Regions from separate parts of the Homo sapiens genome. Here region 1 is linked to region 2. A link is a loop called in an ENCODE intact Hi-C map of the cell type or tissue named here. Cell type or tissue: ascending aorta. All regions are shown on one strand. Each heading gives the region's core, and the rest is flanking DNA. Links, peaks and the distances in the headings are about the cores only.

What was found. Hi-C counts contacts between places; a loop is a spot of excess contacts. Peaks named below come from ENCODE experiments on the same cell type or tissue, not always from the same donor. Only the 100,000 strongest peaks of a DNase experiment are listed, where the experiment ranks them.
Region 1: a loop joins it to region 2, with 5 times the contacts of the local background. A loop is called at or near these places in 10 of 110 quality-filtered maps.

What each region holds. Positions count from the first base shown.
Region 1 is chrX:55,056,181-55,059,610 of GRCh38, reverse strand. It overlaps a transcript of PAGE2B not described here. Among named protein-coding and RNA genes, the nearest start is that of PAGE2B, 17 kb to the left of the region's middle. In ascending aorta, for the core only: a CTCF peak has its summit at 1,783; a DNase peak (open chromatin) is centred at 1,770; H3K4me3 peaks cover 584 bases.
Region 2 is chrX:54,998,880-55,002,309 of GRCh38, reverse strand. APEX2 (apurinic/apyrimidinic endodeoxyribonuclease 2) reads right to left here and starts at 1,947. Exons shown (of 6, transcript NM_014481.4): 1 at 1,731-1,947; 2 at 681-764; 3 at 1-59. The coding sequence starts at 1,887. RefSeq lists a silencer at 1,927-2,066. In ascending aorta, for the core only: no CTCF peak of the experiment used is centred there; DNase peaks (open chromatin) are centred at 1,999 and 2,369; H3K4me3 peaks cover 2,307 bases; H3K27ac peaks cover 1,750 bases.

The DNA.
Region 1 (3,430 bases), core at 288-2,787, 58 kb before region 2:
AGATATTATATGAGGCAATGGATACATTAGTTAGCTTGATTTAATCATTCCACATTGTACACATATGTCAAAACATCAAGTTACACCTCATATATATATAATTTGTATTTTTCAATTAAAAATTAATTAGCTAATTAATTAATTGAAGTGCTACTTGAGAAGCTCTAACTTCTATTACTCCAGAATATGACTGTAATTGGATATCAAGCCTATAAAGATGTGATTAAGTAAAAACGAAACCTTTAGGTGGCCCTAATCCAATCTAACTGATGCTTTTATAAGAAGAGGAAATTTGTATGCACAGAGAAACAGCAGGGGTGCATAGGTACAGAAGAAAGACTATGTAAGGACACAGTGAGAAGGTGACTATCTGAAAGCCAAAGAGAGAGAGACCTCAGAAGAAACTAAGCCTATATATACCTCGATCTTGGACTTCCAGCCTCCAGAACTGTGAGAAAATGAATGTCTGTTGTTTAAGTCACCCATTCTGTGGTATTTTGTTATTGCAGCACTAGCAAACTAATATACCATGCTAATGTCCCACGCTAATTTCATCAGATTTAGCTTCTCAATCCTGAAGGCATTCAATATTTCTCCTTTTTTTTTGTGAAGAGAGGACTGAATGGAGAAATGAGTGCTCAATTAGTGGGTGGAGGGCAGTTAATTTATATATATATAATGGTCCTTTTTGAGGAAGAATTGAGATATGTCAGGGTCTCCCTGGTGTTTCAGGAAATGTTTGTGCATAGCATCAATAAAATTTTCGAAGACTAACACTCCAGACTGTTCTCCGGTTTTACTACATAAGGGAGGCAGAAAAACACAGTCTTCAGAAACAGGAAGACCTGGGTTTGGGCTCTTCTCATCTCCAAGTACCTCAACTGTAAATTCAAGATAGTAATAGTATCTACATCAAAGTGTTTGTAGGAAGGGTTAAACGAAGTATTGCATGGAAAGCAAGCCTAGCCTGTGAGAATTAATTTCCTTATCAGAAGTTTCTCTAAACTACAAAGGGCTATGGCAACTAAAAGTGACAGAAAGATCTCAGTACCAATAACATTTCTGTTCACCCTGCTATCCACAAGGAATTAGCCTCATACAATTTAAAAAATGGCAGGTGAAAGGTTCAATGACTGCACCAAAACCCAACTTATTGCTTGTATGTAATACTCAGATAAAATAATGCAAATTATATCACACCTAGTAGTGCTCAATAAATATTGGTGCTTGTCAATTCTTATCACTCTACCTTTATGCCCCATCTACAAACACACACACACACACACCACTACTCAAATACAAGTTTTTTGTTTTTTAGGGAAAGTTTTCCAGTTGTAGAAGAGAGTACAGACAGATATGAACACCCCCCGACACTTTTTACTCCCTAATTAAACTTTAAATGCAGGTTCACATTAACTTCTAAGGTCTCAGTGGAGATCAATTATTACAACCGAGTTGACATCAGCATAAATATTCTGAAATCATATGGGAGTATACAAGCAGAGGATGATTTTTATTAAAATGCAACAATAGAGACTGCATCAGAAAGCAGTTGCCACAGAGCAGAATGTATTTTCCCATCAGAAAAATATTATGGCCAGTGGTAGGCTATCTGCTTCATTTCTCTATAATCAAAAAGATTAACAGAAATATTCAACTGCATATCTTAAAAAATACAGATACAAGTCTAAAACCCGTCATACAGCAGTGAAATGGAATAACTGGCTACAACTGTCAAGAGAGTGCAATCCACATGTGTTACACTAGGGGCAGCAGCGTATAAGGAATGGTGATGTATTCTAATTGCATTTTCGTAGAACTCTTTGATACTGGACCCAAAACAAATACATATTAATTAGACATTGAAAGACCAGTACTTTGGTTAGATTTGCTGGGATTTTTAGGTGGAATTCTAGGGAAAGATTTTGATGGTTGAGGTTTATCTCTCTGTTGCTTTTAAAGCTAGGTGAATTGATGCTTCCTTTTTCCCTTAGTTTCTTTCCCTGTAACTGACAGAGCCACGTACAGAGGCAATATCATTAGGACTCCATCATACTCAGACATAAGGCATGTTGGGAGACTGACAGCATGGGGCCAGCAGTGAGAATGGAAGGCGGCAGGGGCAGGATTCAAGGCCATTCCATAGACTGATTCTCAACTAAACATTTAGGAAAAGCTATTCATCTTTGTGGATTTATATATCTATGTACAATAATTATAAGGATGAATAAATCTTTGCTTATTTGGTTAATACCCATCCTCCATACAGTCTTGCATTTTGAGTAGCAATTTTGCTTTTATCTCACAAGCTCGTGAATCAAGCATACTCAGCTTCAGTTTCCCTGGTAACCGACCTCTGCTTCCTGTCTAGACTTCTGGTCATGAGAGGAGAGAAAAGGAAAAACACAAAACGGGGGAGGAAGGGCCAGAAAATGTTATACCTTATCCCCTCTCCCCTTTCCCACCACAGTCTATTTCTCTACCACTACAGCCATCCCCCACCAGAAATGAACAAAGTCTGTTGGTGAAGTTGAGTAAAATTAATCCCACCTGTGTATGCTCCTACCCCCTTGTCTTCCTTCCTCTCTGCATCAATTTGGTACTAACTAGTCAATTCAGCCATATGCGAGTAAATATAAGGTTATCTTGACAAGAGATCCAGAGACTGAGAATCTTCGGCAGAACAGGTATCTTTCTTTGTACCTCATCCTGCCTCTCTCTGTTTCTAGAATACAGTGGTTTTATTATTAATCATAGGCAAAAGGCTCCATCTTTTCTTCCTCTCCTGCCTCTACCCTATTGAAATAAATGAGGACAGGGAAGAAATTCACTACTACAAGGAAGAAATCTGGCACTACTTCTAGAATCCATAGTGGCAGGTATTCCAAAACTCAGGCTCTCGGGCACTGCAGCTGCTGCCTCCACATTGCACTCTGAAGGGAGGCTTTCTTGCTGGAACCCTTCCCCATCTTCTTCAGTCCAGTATTGTGTTCTTACTTTAAATCACCCCCAGGCCATCACTCCAATCCCCAACCTCCACCAGGAACCCTCCCACAATTGCCCACTCTGTGACCCTTATCCCATCTTAAGGGGCTTTCTAGAAATCTAACTCTAAGATAAGCCCTATATTTGTCCCTCAGATGGGCTCTCTGCAACTATCTGGCTTGCCTCAAGATTCTCCATTGCTGTAGTCTAATCCTTGGTTGCTACGAAGTTCAAGGAAATACTTGGGTCCTCTTTTCTTTGGCCTAAAAGACTCCTACCTCTTCTACTGACCTGGACTTCAGGGTTTCCATGTTCTCTCCCATTCCTCTCTTATCCTTTCTCTCCCACCACTCTCCCAACCTCAGGACCACAGGGCCTTGGGGGAAATGTAGAAGAAGGATATTGCTACTATTATCTTCTCTGTGGGAAACAGAGTAATTGAAAG
Region 2 (3,430 bases), core at 604-3,103:
ACTCAGGCCTTCTTCAGCAGCCACTGGGGTAGCATTGTCCTTACAGAAGGTGGCTACACCTGGGAACAGACAGGGCACTCTGAGCAGACCTGGCAGTCAATAGCCTGTTGCACAGCCTGTCCCACTCCAATTGTCCCCACACAAGTCATCTAAGTCATCTTCATAAAGTGTGGTTCTTGGGCAACCTTATTCAAACCCTGGAGTCTCAGTTCCTACATCTAAAAAAGCCACAGAATGTTCTAAGTGTTTTACATTGATACATGGTGAGTGCTCAAGACGTATTAGCAATTATTATTATCACATGGATTAATTCATTTAATCCTTGTAACAGCCCCGGAAGGTAAACATTATCCTCATTTTCTAGCTGAGGAACCTGAGGCACCAAGAGGTAATGTAACTTGCCAGAGGGTGCACAGCTAGGAAATGAGCCATGATTCAAACCCAGGCTGTCTGGCTCCACAGTTCACACAATTAAGCACCACACTACTACTGTACTTCTGAGGTCCAGTAGGATAATTCTATCCATAAAAATTATATTTCATGTAATTTACTATTATGCAGCTTTAGCTCTGTAAACTAAATGTCTAAGATTTCTTATTACCCTCTCATCAAATATTGGAAACCCTTTTCCCCTATCTGCCTCCCTCACTAATTTAAAGTCCACAGAAAGCCCCATTTACCAGAATAGCCGCTACGGTTGCGGCTGAAGCTGAAATAGGAGTTATAACCCTCAACGATAGCCAGGGGCTCTGTCAGTGCATCCCCTGGAAAAAAAAAATGTAAGATTAAGTCAGAGGTAAAACTAGCATCCGAGAAACACAAAGGCCTGGAATTACAGTTGTAGGCTAATTCCTTGCACACATCAGAGCCAGAGTTGGGGGTGACGGGAATGAAATATCCATGATTAGAGGAGGACCTAGAAAGATGGGAAATGTCAGAGAGGAAATTGATATCAGAATTAGAAGGCTTGGTGGGGGGCGGTTAGAGACTATGAAGTGGAGGTGGAGAATTAGGTGGGAAGGGGAAAGAATCAGAGCTAAGCCTGGGGGTCTGAACGATAGGAGGAAGCTGGGGATGGGGATGGACATACGAGAGGATGGTGGGAATCTGAGCTAAGGGTGAGAGGTAAGAGAGAGGGAATTAGGGGATCTGAACTGGGGGTGGAGGGAAAAGGAATTAGGGGATTCTGAGGGGAGATAAGAGGGTGAAGAAATAAGAGGACATCTAAGCTTGGGGTGGGAAATGAGGTGGGAATTAGGGACTTTCCGCTGGGAGGAGAGATGGGAATAGATAAGGGGTACTGGGGTTCTGAGGTGGAAATGTGAAAAAGAGGAAATTAGACTGAGCTGGGGTCAAAGATGGGGTGGGAATTAGAGGATCTGAGCTTGGGGCAGGGATGAAGAATTCGGGGGTTTGACTTGGCGGCGGGGAGATGGACAGCGTATGGAAGGAGGAAATTCAGGGGACTGAGTTTGGGGCCGGAGAATGAGTGGGAATCTGACTAGATATGGGGTTTCGAGAAGGAGCTAAAGTTTGCTGAAGACAGGAGATGGAGTGCAATTAGGGGATCTAGCTAGGGTGGGAAATGGAAGTTTAAGAGGGAAGGGACCTGGGTCTAAGGACAGGACTCTAAGAATAGGAAACTGGGAAAGTAAAATTACATGGGACAGGGGACAAAAGTTAGCGGGAAAGAAAAAGTATGTAGGGATCCTGGAATCCAGAGCGCTCACTGGTCACTTTGGTTTCCTGGAGACAGACGATATCCGCATCCAGCTCGTCCAAAATGCGCCCCACGGCCACGGCGGCACAGTTGCTGGGTTCCTGATTTGCCACCCCTTGCAGGGGTCTCCGAATCCCATTGATGTTCCAGCTCACCACGCGCAACATCTTAAAGGGCTGGAACACCTCCCAGCCCGCGCCAACCTAGGCGCGAGCGAACTGCTTCCTGTTCAGAAGTTGGCCAGGCCCGCCTCCCGCGCGCGTTTGCGCAGGCGTTCTCGTGCGTACCACTAAAGCGCCTGACGCACGTCGGGCGGGGGCTTCAACTTCCTCAGCTCTCATTGGCGGGAGGAGGAACTGGGTGGACGCTGAAGGAAGCAAAGCGGAAGCCTAGGGGCAATGAATGGCGAGAGGAGTTTCCAGTTGGGCTCCCGCTCCTTCCGCTCGGACAGCTGAGTCTCAATGCGTTTTTCCTCTACTCAGAAGTCCAAGTGGTGCGTCCGGTTACTTACAAACGGCATTTTGCCACTTTTTAAGCGACGGAACCCTGAGCGGAACTGCTCAGCTGCCAAAGCCCCGCCCTCAGTGCGGCGGACCGCCCACCTAAGTTCACAGATGGCTGCAGCGCTTGCGCCCCAGGAATAGCTGGCGCTAAGTGCTCGCGTTGGACTGGGCAAAGGGAAGTTCATGGTTGGAGGAGGGAGCAGTAAGAGTCGCTCCACTGAGATAAGACTTAGGAGGAGGGCCTTTGGCTTTATTGGGGCAGAGGGGAGGAGGAGGAGGCTGTCTCAAGCCTGCCCTGTAGCTTTTGTCTTGGCTCTTAACATTCTGAAGGATGTAGCCGGACACATCCTTACTCTTGGTTCTGTTTCTCAGATAAGTGAAATCGAAGCCCAGGAAATGTAAGCTCGTGAGCAGCATTGTCTCCGGATGCATCCATGGCTCTTCTGTATATGTTATCTCATTTCATTCTCAAGACAACCCAGTTCGGGACATGGAGGCTAAGTTAGAGACGTCGAATGAATTCATTTCATTCTCACAGTTCACTCTCTCTTACACTGAAGTAGTAGAGCCAGGATTCACACCCTGTCTTAATTAGCTCAATAATTACTTTTCTGAGTGTTTTTACTGACCACACACCTCCCCAGTTAAGTCTTTTCCTCTGGGGCCCCACGGCACCCTATGGTCCATTCTGTCACAGTACTTATAATACACAGCTATCATTGACTTCTATTTCTGCTGCCATTAGAATGCCAGCAACTTGAGAGCAATGACCATGTCTGGTTCATCTTGTTAGCCCCATCCCCTAATACTGGACACAGCATATGTTGGGAAGCAATAGATATTTGTCAGGTGAATGAATGAACAAAGGATAATAGCAAGAGCATCGACAGGTTCATGGCTTGTTTTTGAGAGCACAAAAATTAGAAGTAATGGATATGCCCAATGTCCAGGGAAAAGCATAACGATGCATCTTTAGGTTCCTCACCCAGAATTGCAGCATAATTATTTGTTCCCCAGAATTTAAGTCTTAGAGCCATCATCCTCAATGGTTACAGCAAAGACGCAGTAAACTGCTTTTCCTCCTGGAGGACTTAAAAGGTTACCAGTTGTTGCTATCAGAAAATAGCTCTGTGATTAAAATAAAAATTTGCATGTCCTGAGCTTCTTCATGCTTTGGGAGTTATTGACTCAGGATTGACTCCCATGA